Regions from separate parts of the Homo sapiens genome. Here all the other regions are linked to region 3. Evidence: chromatin loops called from intact Hi-C (ENCODE). Cell type or tissue: PC-3. All regions are shown on one strand.

What was found. A loop is a pair of places that touch in the nucleus more often than their neighbours do. Peaks named below come from ENCODE experiments on the same cell type or tissue, not always from the same donor. Only the 100,000 strongest peaks of a DNase experiment are listed, where the experiment ranks them.
Region 1: a loop joins it to region 3, with 13 times the contacts of the local background. A loop is called at or near these places in 1 of 110 quality-filtered maps.
Region 2: it touches region 3 in a loop (3-fold over the local background); 1 of 110 quality-filtered maps calls a loop at or near these places.

The regions. Positions count from the first base shown.
Region 1 is chr17:70,086,820-70,091,819 of GRCh38, forward strand. All of the region lies in intron 1 of KCNJ16 (potassium inwardly rectifying channel subfamily J member 16), which reads left to right. Among named protein-coding and RNA genes, the nearest start is that of KCNJ16, 14 kb to the left of the region's middle. In PC-3, no CTCF peak of the experiment used is centred here; no DNase peak of the experiment used is centred here.
Region 2 is chr17:69,674,309-69,679,308 of GRCh38, forward strand. All of the region lies in intron 3 of LINC01483 (long intergenic non-protein coding RNA 1483), which reads left to right. Among named protein-coding and RNA genes, the nearest start is that of LINC01483, 83 kb to the left of the region's middle. In PC-3, a CTCF peak has its summit at 3,074; no DNase peak of the experiment used is centred here.
Region 3 is chr17:69,855,554-69,860,553 of GRCh38, forward strand. All of the region lies in intron 4 of LINC01483 (long intergenic non-protein coding RNA 1483), which reads left to right. Among named protein-coding and RNA genes, the nearest start is that of LINC01497, 100 kb to the right of the region's middle. In PC-3, no CTCF peak of the experiment used is centred here; a DNase peak (open chromatin) is centred at 2,078; H3K27ac peaks cover 820 bases.

The DNA.
Region 1 (5,000 bases), 230 kb after region 3:
ATTCCTGATGAAAATAACAAACAACATTTGTGGTAGTACTTTGGAAGTTAAGCCTTTTACATCAATTGTCACATTTTATTATTTATTTATTTATTTCAAGACAGAGTCTCACTCTGTCACCCAGGCTGGAGTGCAATGGTGCAATCTCAGCTCACTGCAAGCTCCACCTCCCGGGTTCAAGATATTCTCCTGCCTCAGCCCCCCGAGTAGCTGGGATTACAGGCACCTGCCACCACACCTAGCTACTTTTTTTTTTTTTTGTATTTTTAGTAGAGACAGGGTTTCTCCATGTTGGTCAGGCTGGTTTTGAACTCCCAACCTCAGGTGATCCGCCTGCTTCGGCCTCCCAAAGAGCTGGGATTATAGACATTATCTTTAAAACAACTCTGTGAGAGTAGTGAGAGGAAGTGGTAGTAGAATTCTTATTATGGCAATAGGAATACTAAGACTCAGGTAAATTAAGTGATGTTAGTGTAAGACAGATAGGGAAACTCAAATTCCAGGGTTTCAATTCTGGCCTCTGTTTTTCTTTCATTTACCATCCAACCACTACAGTGTCCTCTTTCCTCTTTTACTTCTGTCATAGAAAAATCTTAAGGAGGCCAGGCGCGGTAGCTCACACCTATAATCCCAGCACTTTGGGAGGCCAAGGTGGGCGGATCATTTGAGGTCAAGAATTCGAGATCAGCCTGGCCAACATGGTGAAACCCGTTCTCTACTAAAAATACAAAAATAAAATTAGCCGGTTGTGGTGGCAGGCGCCTGTAATTCCAGCTATTCGGGAGGTTGAGACAGGAGAATCGCTTGAACCCGGGAGGCAGAGGTTGTGGTGGGCCGAGATTGCACCACTGCACTCCAGCCTGGATGACAGACTGAGACTCTGTCTCAAAATAAATAAATAAATAAATAATAAAATGTGACGATGTAAAAGGCTTAAGTTCCAAAGTGCTACCACAAATGTTGTTTGTTATTTTCATGAGGAATCAAATCAGAAAAGTACCAACAATGAATAAAACAAGAATAAGAAAAATATGCCAGTGTATGATCTGATCTTTAGTTTAGAAGTTGCAATTACGTAAAAGGAAATGTCAAACGCTAGAACAGGTGAATCGCTTGAACCTGGGAGGTGGAGTTTGCAGTGAAGCCGAGATAGCGCCACGCCACTGCACTGCAGCCTGGGCGACAGAGCAAGACTCTGTCTCAAAAAAAAAAAAAAAAAAAAGTAAAAGAAAAAGAAAAAAGTTTGAAAACCAGTAGTCTAGGCCAAGGCACCTCACCACCACAAAACTGTTTTCTTTTCAAATTGGATCAACGATAGCTGTGATACAGAGCTTTTAGGGCAGCGGTTTCCAACCCTTTTGGCACCAGATACTGGTTTTGTAGAAGACGATTTTTTTCACGGATGGAGGAGAGAGGGGATATGAAACTGTTCCATCTCAGATCATCAGGCATTAGTTAGATTCTCATAAGGAGCGCACAACCTAGATCCCTCGGATGTGCAGTTCACAATAGGATTCGTGCTTCTATGAGACTCTAATGCTGCCGCTGATCCAGCAGGCGGAGGAGCTCAGATGGTAATGCTGGATGTCTGCTGTTGCTGTTCACCGCCTGCTGTGCGGCCCGGTTCCTAACAGGCCATGGACTGGTCCCGGTCCCTGGCCTGGGGGTTGAGGACCCCTGTCTTAGGGATATTGGGGCAATGAAATTGAAACAACCAACTCATAACAGGCACTTTAGAAATGGTAACATTCCCAGGGGATTAAAGCTTGTCACCAGGGTTAATTCCAAATTATTCATTAAATTTTGTCCTCTATGGAAAGAAAAGTTACCTCTTTTGGGTAACTTATGGTACACTTTGGCTATATTCAAAATGGTTAGTGGCTGCCATTGAAAAGAAATCAAATAAGGCCAAGTGATTTTTTTTTTTCTAACTAGGAAACTTAGGAAAAAAATTAAGGAGGTGGCATGACCTGTTTATTTATGTGATTCTGACCATTATACCACAATAGTTTTGCCTAGTGGCCGATTTTAGTCCTATGGCTTGAATGACTTAAAATATGTAGATCTAATATGGCTTGGTAATATAAAAGTCCTCAGTTTAAAAAGTCAATTCAATTTAAAATTGAATTTAAAATTGACTTTTAAAAAGTCAAATTCGATTTTAAAACTTAATGAGAAAAGGTTTTTAGTCTCGTTTCCACCAGAACGTGTGAAAGTTTTCTTTCTTTTGCTTTTCTCATTTTGTAACCGGCTACTTTGGTCCTACGTTGCTGTATGTAACACAGGAATACAAACAGGCAAATCAAGCCAATTTCTTCTTCTGATCCCTATATGTCCTCTTCCTGAACCTATAAATGGTTTCAATTCATACAGTAGTTGTTACGTATCAACTCTGTGCCAGGTACCATGCCGTATGCTTGGGGCCACGCTATCCTCATTTATTTCACTCTTTTTCTGAGGACTGTTCTACAGCAGGAATTTTGGGGTCTAAGCCACTTCAGTTGGCCCCGTAAGTTTTTATTTTTAAATTAATTTAAGAGTCTTGCATAATTTGCATATGAGTTTTAATTACTAGAAAAGAGGGAATAAGTATGTTTACTTTTATTTAACTCTCAGCATTTCCAGATTCCTGAAGTTGAAAAACATCACCCAAAACCATTTAAAATTTTTGTTTGTTTGTTTGTATGTTTTAATAGTTCCCAAAGGTGGAATCTGTGACTTGAGGGAGGCAGTGAAAAAAACATAATGCCTGCAGTTACTGAAGCATAAAACTACAGGGTTTCCATAGTTGCTGTAGTCTATAACCCGAGGGCACTCTATTAAATAATCTTAACTTGCTGGGAAGGAGGGAAAACATTTAGCTATAAACTAGACTTACAACCGCAAGTGACATTTTTTCAAAAGGTTACCACATCTCTGTTTATCAAATTTATATGTACATAAAAAGATTAAAAGTTAGTTACTCCAGTATTTACAGAGAACACACACCTCTGACTAACTCTGTTTAGAATCTCTAATTATATCACACTCAAGATAAAGGCCGATCCTGCTAACACTTTGTAACCGTGGTAATAACTGCTTCCACCACTGCAGGTCTAAGTTTAAATTATGCACTGCTGCTTTGAAAGAGGGGATCTCGACAGGGAAACTGGTGTAGTCCACTTCCATCCAGCCTCAACTGTCTCACTGCACCTCAAGGACACTGTTAAATCATTTGCCCAAGCATTAATTTTTTTAGCCTCCACCCCAGATTTAATCACTTACTTATCTTCCTGCCAAAGTAATTGTGCTGGTAAAACAGGGCAACTGGAATCTAGGCAGAACTGGCTGTTTCTGCTTCTGTCCAAAGGGACAGGGATGGAAAGGCTGATGGTGGTGATTTTGTGATTGAATGGGGGTAATTGTTCTGGGTTTTTTGTTTTTCCCTTTAAAGAAAATTCTACAGGCTTGAAAACTCTAAGATAAGGAGAAAAGCTGACCTAAAAACACTGTCATCTCACAAACCTTTAGCTAGTAGAAAACAGATCACCTTTGTTACATTTTGGCTGGATAACATTGCACACATTATTTGGGTAATTGAGGTCAATGGAAACACTTGGACTTTATTTTCCCAGGTACTTTTCTTTTCTAGCCTGAATTATGAGCCTCATTCTGGCACAGAGTCCTACTTACAGAATGTGTTGCCAATTCATTGGGTGCATTTAGTAAGTTCATACGATAGACATTGAAAAACCCAAGAGTATCATTTTGGATGATCAGGCTCTATAGTTTCTCTTCAGTAATTTTTGATTTATCTACCCGGGTTAGCAGGGATATATGAAATAGTGCACAATACCGCTAACCCACTCACAATACCGCTAACCCACTCACAATACGGCTAACCCACTCACAATACCGCTAACCCACTCACAATATGGCTAACCCACTCACAATACCGCTAACCCACTCACAATACCGCTAACCCACTCACAATACCGCTAACCCACTTAGATCACCTGAAAAAGTGTCAACCATTTTGTTTAGCTCAGTTGCCAGCAATGTAACAAAAACATTGTCCAGAAGTATTCTTTAGGACATTTGTGGCTATGAAACAAAGATTCAAAATCCTTAGCCTAACCGGTGAATGTTTTCCCAGTTTTGACTCAGCTTGATCTTTTGGCCTTCTCTGCCTCCACTTCTCTTATATGACTCCAGCCTTCCCACTTTACAAAAATGCCTTGTTTCTTTCTCCCATCTGGAGAATGTTAAGTTCTCCCCTACTTGACTTTCATCCATCTAAGCATATCTTTCAAAGTGATAGCCCAATCTACCCTTTACACAACACCTTTTCAGAAGAATTACACCAATCATGAGTAGGTCCTCCTCAGAACTCACTCATGCTGTCTACTTCCTCTCCTACTCATTTGACCATCATCTGTCACCATTTCCCACTCATTTGACTGTTAACTAAAATAAAATTGAAGTCAAAACACAACTTAAGTGATAAGATAATTTCCTGTTTGTTATATCTTGCCTTCTAAATAGCTTACTAACTTCCTGTGGACTACAATCACGTCTTATACATCATAAATTTGCTAACAACCAGCTACCCTCCTCCAACACAGTGCAGGAGAGGCCTATGGAATAGTACGCATTTACAGGGGTCAAAGAATCAAAATTTAGGCTTAGGAATGATAAATAATGGGATTTTCTCCTTAATAGGATTTGCTGCAAACAAGTAAACATGCAGTATTTGTTTGGGGTGCTCCTTCCACTCAGCACCCCACCTTATCCCCCAGTACACATACACACACACACACACACCACTCCTCTGATGTTTCCATGGCATCTATTCTACTGGTTGCAGAATATAGTTTTCTGCTGTTTTCCCAGATAAGCCTTTAGTTTCTTGCTATTACCTAGGTAGGGCTTCATTAGACACTTAAGGGCTGCTTTGCTTGAACTGAATACATACCCTTGAATCATCCTGATGTACTTTATCAAGAGTCACCTCTCCCTTA
Region 2 (5,000 bases), 180 kb before region 3:
AATTAAAGCAGGGATCATCAAACTTTTTCTGTAAAGGGCAAGATAGAAAATATTTTAGGGCTTGCGGGCCACGTCGTCTCTATTTCAATTACTCAGCTCTGCTGTCATGCACAAAACAGCCATAGAATACAGGTAAACTGTGCTCAAAGAAAATTTATTTATAGACACTGAAATTTGGATTTCATATAATTCTCACATCTTACTAGATACTATTCTTATGTTTTTTCCAACCATTAAAGACTGTAAAAACCATTCTTAGCTTATGGTTCCCAAACAGGTGGCAGGCTGGATTTGGGCCTCTGGCTCCAGTTTGCTGACCTATAGCTTAAAGCATAAATCCCCCAACCACCAAATCCTTTACAACGTTCTCCCCAAACAAGTTATGCACTTGCATATCACCTGCAGCTGTGTGCTTATGTCTGCCTTTCGCTTTGCCTAGAATGTCATCTCCATTGCCACCTTCCTGAAATTATTTTTATTACCTATGTTGACTTAGAGATGAGCTTTGTCTCCACCACCTGGGACAGAGGGTGCCAGGCCTGAATAGATCTTTTCTGATCACCAAATCTCCCCTTAATAAAAGTAGAGAAGTGCTTTAGTGTATTCTTCTATAAAACAAAGAAACAAAATCTTTAAAATGTAAATACCAGATTAAAGCAGGATTTTTGGTATGATTTAGTGTGAATCAAAGTATATCCAATTTGACCAGTGAAAACCACTTAGATCTCTTTTGATAGCATAGGGACTGAAGATTGCAGGAGGGTGTTGGATGACTGAGTTTGTAAGAAAGATTATCAGGCAGGACAATGGGAAAACAGGTACAGAAAGGGGAAGTTGGGCATATAAGCAAGCAACAATACATCAGGGCTTTGCATGGGGTAGACCTTGTTTATTTTCAGTTGGAGTGAGACAAATAGAGAAAGTGGTTATGCAACTGAACAACAAAACATGTCAATTTCTCATGATTTATTACTTTTTACAAAATAATTTACTACAGTAAAATTACAGTAAATTACTGTTTATAAAGAGTAATTATCTCCTTATAAAGAGATAATAAAATTGGTCAATTACATTTCATTATAGTGTTTGTTAAAATTTATGATGTTTCAATAAATGAATTCTAAAATATCTTTTTACAAAAGCCATTTTGTGAAGTGGGTTGCTAGTCTTGAACTCAATAACCCATACCTCTGAAGAGCCCAATGATATGGAACATGAGGTGATACTGATAATAATGCTTTATTGTGGTATACATATATATGTATTACTTACTGAATTGCTGTATGTTTTATACACATGTATATACCTTACTTAAAATAAATATCTTTGGGAAAACTAACCTTATGAACTCTCATCTATAAAGTAATAAAATAATATTAATAGTTAATTACCAATAACTAAATGAATATTCCCTTTTTTTTTTTTTTGAGATGGAGTCTCGCTCTGTCGCCCAGGCTGGAGTGCAGTGGCGCAATCTCAGCTCACTGCAAGCTCCGCCTCCCGGGTTCATGCCATTCTCCTGCCTCAGCCTCCCAAGTAGCTGGGACTACAGGCGCCTACCACCATGCCCAGCTAATTTTTTTTTTTTTTTTTTTTTTTTTTTTTTAGTAGAGATGGGGTTTCACCGTGTTAGCCAGGGTGGTCTCGATCTCCTGACCTGGTGATCCGCCCACCTTGGCCTCCCAAAGTGCTGGGATTACAGGCGTGAGCCACTGCGCCCGGCCCTAAGTAATTGTTTCTTATGTGACAGGTACTGTCTAAATACTTCACATTCAAGATCTTTTTCCTTGCTTAAATATTAATCATAGAACATTCCAAACATACAAAAGAAAACAGACCACTATTGTGATCTGGCTAGTACTCAACCCCCGGCTTCAACAACTAACAATTCATGGCCAAATTCATTTTATCTCTGCACTGATACCCTCCTCCCATGTTATTTTGAAAGCAATCCTAGACATCATATTATGTCATCCGTAATATTTCTGCTTGCATCTCTAAAAGACAAGGTCTCAAAAATATAAAACCACAGTGCCATTATCTCACTTAAAAATAATTAGCAGTAGTTTCTTAGTATCATCAAATATCTAGTCAGTGACTATTTGTATTTTAAATTTTTACAAATTCTTTGAATTCGGATCCAAATAATTTCCATGTTACAATAGGTTGATATTTGAAGTCTTTCAAATAACTTTTAATTTATAGGCTCCCTCTCTTGCTCTCTCTCTCTGCTTCTTTCTCTCTCTCTTTGCAATTTATTCATTTAATAAACTGGGCTATTCTGTCTGTAGTCTGGATTTTGCAGATAGTATTTCACACGGCTCTGTCCTCTGAGCTTCCTATAAATCGATAGTTATGTGTAAAGACTTCATCAAATAAATCTGAAAATTAATTGGTGGTATGGTTGTGGGCAGGGGGAGGCTTGTGGGTAGCTTTAGTTTCTTCTGGAGGGAGACTTATTTTCTTTTTATGATGTTTGTAGATGCTGTTGTTAGCAACCTACATCCTAGGTGAATTCATTGGGGTTTGAAAAATTCTTATAGTCTAATTCTAACATTTTTTTTCATGCATTAGCTAGGAACTTCTATAAAGAGAAATGCCTCATTTACAACTCTTCTTCCAAATGGTACAGTTTCTATAGGAAAATAATAAATGCTGAATTTTTTTCTATGTATTTTTTAGTTTTCAAAATAATGAGGTAGTAAGCATCATCCAACTATGATCAATTAGTGTGATTATTTATTTTGGGGAGATTATTGTGATCTCATATATTATACATACATATAAAAATGCAGGCATGCATACATGAAATACATCCTTGGGATGTGCCAATCCATTGCAGTTATTCTCCTTATTGGTGTTCAAATTATCCCCCACTTTGACCAGCGGGAGCTGATTCGGGTGGCTCCTGAGTGCTTTTACAAGACATCTATTGTCTTCTAGAGGGTTCTTTTCATATGGTAGAATTCCAGTCTAATTTGTACATTTCCTGTTCTATATCTGTACACAACCATTTCTACAAGAAGCCCTGGTTCGTTTCAGTGGGAAAAAGTATTTGGACGCTACAGTCTAGTCTGTAGGGGTCATCATTGCTACTGGGTTGGCTTTCTTAGTCGGCAGTACTAAGAAATATATAGATATGTTTTAAAGATAAAAAATCATGAGTTTGTATCGATCTTCCAATTAAAATTCACAACTACTTGAGGTTTTCACTTAACCTATTTTGATATCACGTCTTTATCTTCTTTCTCCAATTCAGTAATCCTGTTCTCAATAATATAGGGGATTATAGAATTAGAGTATCACATAAATATTCATCTCTTTGTTCCTATAATGTACACACAACAGTCTGGAAATAACAACATCAATGCTAATACCAACAATATAATTATAGAAAAGAGTATACAACTTTATTTTTTGGAAGTTGTCTTTGTCCTCAGCATATTACAGCGTTAGAGTACACCCTTCCAGAATGTGCAGACAAATTGTTGTGTTTTAGAGTCACATAGTTTAGTTTCTCTGCATGTGACTATGCCACCAACTATATTTGTACCTGTTATATATTTAAGACTATTTATTTATTTTTAAATTTCTTGACATTGCATTACAAATAACTGTATTTTATAATTATGTAAAACATTTACATGGTTTCAAAGGCAAATATCTAGAATGAGGTAGATTCATACAAAGCTAATTTCTTCTCTTGGTCTGTCCACTCCATTCTTTTTTTTCCTGTCATATATGCAGATTTTTTAAAAAATTAAGATTTATTATTTTATTGTTTGTTTTAAGCTATAAGCAGATAGTTTAATGTATTCCTATATCAACCTGTCTTATATGAGTGGTGATACACCAAAACAACTTTTCTTCATCTTGTTCTTTTTACTTCATACACATCAAAATCATGCCTTGGTATTATATAGAGGGACTCCCTGTGCGTTTGTGGAACTGCACAGTTTACATGTGTGAATGTGCTGTAGATTATTCAGTCAGACTCCTAGAGGACAGTTGGGTTGTTTCCTGTGTTTTGCTACTTGAAAGTCTTGCAGTGTACAATCTGGTGCATGTACCCCTTGTGTATTGTGTAAGTGTGGCTTTGTGGATAGCTTCCTAGAAGTGGGATTGCTGAGTGAAACAGTAGATGCATATATCATATTGGCATATGTTGCAAAATTATCCTCTGTTTTCTATTCTCACCAACAACATTGAGACTGTTTCCTCACGACTTCTACACAGAGTGTTTTCAAACTTTTGGCTTTTGACAAATAAATAATTGAGAAGAGGTAGCTCAATGTAGCTTTGATTTCTTTTGTGTAGGTTTGTATTTCTGTTATGGTAGTCAAGAGTAACTTGCATTTCTCTTTCTGTGAACTTTCTTTTCGTTAATCTAGCCCATTTTTTTTTTATTGGATTGCTAGTGTTTTGAATTTCCCTATGTTTAGAAGTGTTTCATGTTAAAATTTTATGATTAAAAATTTAAAATATTTTAATATTTTGTCATTTGTCTTTTAGTTTAATTCTGGTAATCTTCTGCTGTGTAAAAGTTTTAATTTTTGTTTTATCAAATTTATCTTTCCAATTTCTTATGTCTTTAAGACTTCAGTCATAGAAAAGCTTCTCTTACTTTCAGGTTGTAAAGGAATTCACTTCTAGTACCACAGATTTAAATTTTTACATTTAAATAGCTTATCCATCTGGAATTTGTCCTGGAGTATGATATGAGAAAAGGATCCAGTGCTATTTTGTTCAAATGGTTACCCAGTTAGCTCAACACAACTTATTAAATAGTCCATCTTTAACTCAATGATATGATATGCTGCTTTTACAGCATATTAAATTTGTACCTTTAATTGGGTATATTTCTGGATTTTCTAATAACTCCCATTAGTTTGTGACAATTTTTGTATTGTTAGTATACTGTTTTAATTCTAGAGAATTCATAGTACGCCTTGATATTGGCAGGGCTCTCTTCTCTCACTACTACATATTCATCTTTATTC
Region 3 (5,000 bases):
TGATCCTCTGTAAGAATAGTCCATAAACTCTGGAGCAAATGAATGATACACTACATTTTAAAGAGAGTTTGGTTTATACACATATTTTATGGACCACGTCTAATATTTAACTAGGTGAGAGCCTGAATATTGTACATTACCTGTGTCAACAAATAACTGCAAAGAGTCTGCAATGAATATCTTAATTGGGTAAAGACTCAAGTGCCTGGAGCATAACCAACACCATGCTAAAAGAAGTGAAGTCTCAGGCTGGGTGCGGTGGCTCACACCTGTAATCCCAGCACTTTGGGAGGCCAAGACAGGCGGATCATGAGATCAGAAGATCGAGACCATCCTGGCTAAAACAGTGAAACCCCGTCTCTACTAAAAACACAAAAAATTAGCTGGGTGTGGTGGCACGCACCTGTAGTCCCAGCTACTTGGGAGGCTGAGGCAGGAGAATCACTTGAACCCAGGAGGCAGAGGTTGCAGTGAGCCAAGATCACACCACTGCACTCCAGCCTGGGTGACAAAGCAAGAGCAAGACTCCATCTCAAAAAAAAAAAAAAAAAAAAAAAAAAAAAAAAAAAAAAAAAAAGAAGTCTCTGCTATTGAAAATTGAAAGATAATAATGTTCTTTGAATTATTCAAATGCATCCTTACCAGTGAATTCAAAGCATTTCTATGTTGGGACCAATGTTGTTAACAATAATAATAATAATAATAGCACAATGACTATTAGTAATCACATAAACTGATCATTAAACAATTTAAATGCATTCTTATTTAACTCTCCTGACAATCTTATGAAGTTGATGCCATTACGTCCCCATTTTAAAGATGAGAAGAGGAATTAGATCATTCACTGCAAGGTAGCACAGCTGGAAACCATCAGAGGAGTTTTAAACTAAGGCCACTGGCTCCAAAGCCTAAGATCTTTGCTACTCTGCTCTACTGCCTCTTATTCTCAACTGGCCTCTGATGGGAAACCAGAAAGGCATAGTTGCCCTCTGCTAATGGGAAAACTGAGCTTAAAGGGGCAAATACTAATTCGTTCCAAATCACCACAATTTGTGGAAAGCCTGGGTTAATATGCAATTAGAAAAAGCCAGTGTCTAAAGGACAAGAATTTTCTGTATGGTTCTTACAACCTAAAAATGGTAACTAATATCTTTTTAGGACTAATTATGTGTCAGGCACTATATATTAAGTGCCTTAACCTCAAACTCTCTTAATATTCTCAACAACCTAATGAAGTAGGTCCTATTATTAAACTCATTCCACAGACAAGAAAACTGAGGCACAGGGAGAGGAAGTAACTTGCCCAAGATCACACTGCTAGCAAGTAAGGGGACTTTGTTCCAGAGTCTGTGTGCCACTGTACCCAACTCTCTTACCTTTCCACTTGTACCTTAATCACTGAGTACCAAACCTCCTGGTGAAACTTCAGGGCTTCAAAGTCCCTTATCTTCGAATGATACAGACCAAATAAATAATGCATGAGATCAGCTAATAAGAGATCATGGAAATACTGAGTAGCAGACAAAATTGAAGACAAAATTAGTAATTTTATCATGAGAATATGACCTAATCTGGAGCTACATATGGTTCAGATTGAATTCCAAATTCATGGAAATTTGACAAATTTTTCTTTTCTTTTTCTTCCTTTTTTTTCTTTCATTGTGCAGTCTATGTTGGCAAGACAAATATTACTCACTTTGTGTGTATCTGTTTGATACTATTCCCTCTCTTTTGTTCTTTCATGCCAAATTTATAATAGAACACTGCAGGTACTCAGGCAATTTTTGAAATAATTTCAAGTAGAATTCTGAAGTGAGCATGGAAAAGACCACTGTATGTACATCCTGATGAACAGGGAAGAGACCACCATATGTTCATCCTGATGCAAAAAAAAATTTACTATTTTAACAACATTGGATCATCTAAGCTGGAAACACTGGGTGGCTGAGACTATGCAATAGACTTGGCTGATGTAACAATAACAAGCCAGGTCACAACAGCTCCATGCTTTCCAACCTTCTGGGATGACTCATTTTGTCCATATGGTTATCTAACTGACCCAGCACCATTTAATGAAATGGCTACCTTTCCCCCTCTTCACTGCAGTGCTGCCTTGTCATAAATCAGGAAGCATACATGAGTTGGTCTATATCAATGCCATTCTGTATCATTAGTCATTTTGTCTATTTGTGTGCCAATATGACATTGTCTTAATTACTGTGGTTTTATAATAGGCCTTTTGAGTGTTTATTTTCTTTACTTTTATAGCTTTGTTCAAATGGCCAAGATCTCTGTTTCAACATTGAACATAAATAGTAATAGTCTTTGCCTCATTTTTGTTGTTGGGGAAAATTTTCCATATTTTACCATTAAATATGAGGGGTTTTCTTTTTGTAGATGTGCTTATCAGTTTAAACAAGCTTTCTGCTATTCATGATTTTATAAGTTTTTAAAACCATAAACAGGTGTTAAATTTTGTCACATTTTTTCTGCATTCATTAAGATGATTGCATGATTTTCTACTGTGTTGTAAATTACATTAAGTTTTTGTAAGTAAATTACTTTAAGTTTTGAATATTACTGTTAAGTAAATCACATTAAGTTTTGAATATTAATACACTCTTGGCTACATGAAATAAGCCTTGTTTAAATGGTGTATTACTCATTTTACATATTACCGAATTCACTTTTCCAATTTTTAAAAAAAATTTTGCCTCTAAGTTTATGAGTAAGATTAGTCTGTAGTATTTCTTTTTAAAATTTTCTTTTCAGGGTATGGAATCAAGTTTTGTCCCAAGCTCTCAGAAAGGAGTTAGGAAGTACTTCCTTTATTCCCCTTAGTTTCTAAAAAAAGTTTGTATAAGATTGGTCTATTTTATTCATAAATGTATGTATGAATTCACTAGTGAATCATTCCAGATCTGGGTCATTCTCATAGGAAGGTCTTATAATTACATATTTAATTCAGATTTTTAAATTTCTTCCTTTGTCAGGTTTCATAGGTTGTGATTTTTTTTTAATTTTTAAATTTTACTTTACTGGAAATTTCACTGGCATAAAGTCATTCACAATTATCCTGTTATTATTTTTAAAAGATCTGTTGCATCTGTAGTGATGTCCCTTTTCACGTTACTGATATTGGTAGCTCATGTTTTGTATTTTCCATGTGATCTTTATGGTTTTAACCTACTTTTGCCTAGGAGTGTGTCTCTGTGTGTGTGTGTGTGTGTGCGTGTGTGTGTCAGAGATAAAGAGAGAGAGAGACAGAGAGACAGAGACAGAAAGAGGGAGAGAGTAAAAGAACGGTACCCTGCTTTGGGTTTACTGAATTTATAAGTCTGCAATTTATTCCTTTTCATCAGTCCAAAAAATATTTGCATTATTTCTTTGAATACTTCACTGGTCCATTTCTACCCTTTCCTGGAAATCCAAATACAATATGTTACAATTGAATGTCTCCCATATGAATTTTCTTCTCTTTTGTTGTTGTTGTTTCTATGCTTTACCCCCTCCATTCTTCAGCTTGAATGTTTTTCTATTGGTTTGTCTTTGAGTTCACTAATCTTTTTTGTTTTGCATTGCCTAGATTGTTCTAATGGATTCCTTGTTTCAGATAATTGCATTTTTCATTTCTAGGAGGTATATTTGATGCTTATAGCTTCAAGTTGTTTATTACATTATGCATCTTTTCATTCATTTCTTTATTTTAACCATCCTTTCCTCTGTTTTACCATAGCTATAATTGTTATTTTAATATTTTTATTTACAAATTTCACTATCTGGATAAACTGAGGTTCTACTTCTCTTGCTTAATTTTTCTTTTGACTATGAGGTAAATTATCTTGTTTCTTGGTTTTTTAAATTTAAATTTTATGACAGATTTTAAAAATCTATAAATAATGACTATAATGTCATTTTTCCCCAAGGGGAATTGTTCTTTCTTTTCTTGGGAAGATAATATGAGGGGAAGGTTTTTTTATTTCATTTATTTTATTTTATTTTATTTGAGACAGGGCCTCACTCTTTCACCCAGGCTGGAGTGCAGTGGTGTGATCTTGGCTCACTGCAACCTCCGCCTCCCAGGCTCAAGCGATCCTCCCACCTCAGCCTCCTGAGTAGCTGGGACTACAGGCATGCACTACCATGCCTGGCTAGTTTTTTGTATTTTTAGTGGAGACAGGGTCTTGCCATGCTGCCCAAGCTGGTGTCAATCTCCTGAGCTCAAGCAATCTGCCTGTTTCGGCCTCCCAAAGTGCCGGGATTACAGGCATAAGCCACAGTGGCTGGCCAGGTCATTTAAATCTAATCAGTAATTGAGCTTGGTCAGAACTGGATTGTAGTTTTAGATAGATTCAGCCCACCTCTGCTATATCGCTGATCTTCTGATTGTGATCTTGGTAGATGTGTGTCTCCTCAGACCTTAAACCCTTCAATTCAATTTTTCTGAGTTTGAGCTTAACTATTTAGCCTCCAGCCCCATGTAGCTTCAATATCTGTCAAACATCTTGAGGAAGAGATGAGCCATGGTTTAAAACAGGACCTTTTATCCTAAGTACCAAGAAATTGAGCAAAATTTTACTCTCCCTTTCAGCCCCATCCTTTTTGACTGTGGCTTTACCAGGGTTTTGATGAAAAGTCTAATGAGTCTCTACTTCTTCAGTAATATAATGTGTATCTTTTGGATCCTTTAAATTAAGCCCTTTAACCTTCCACCCAAACAGGTTCATAACCTTGCAAATCTGTTGTATTTATAGAAGGATTTTGTCACCTAAGCACCCTGAACAGATAAACACCCCACTTCCTATACTGCCTCAGCACTCAGCAAATGTCCTTTGGGGTCATGTGTCTGCGCTCTTTCAGATCTCTATCTACCATTCGGAAGTTTTCAGAAGCATTATTCGTCTTGGTTTTCTGCAGTGGAATTCCTCCACCTGTGCCAAGCCTGAGCCTCAGCTTTTGCCCAAACTTGCAAATGCCCTCACAGAAGAAACAACTATTGA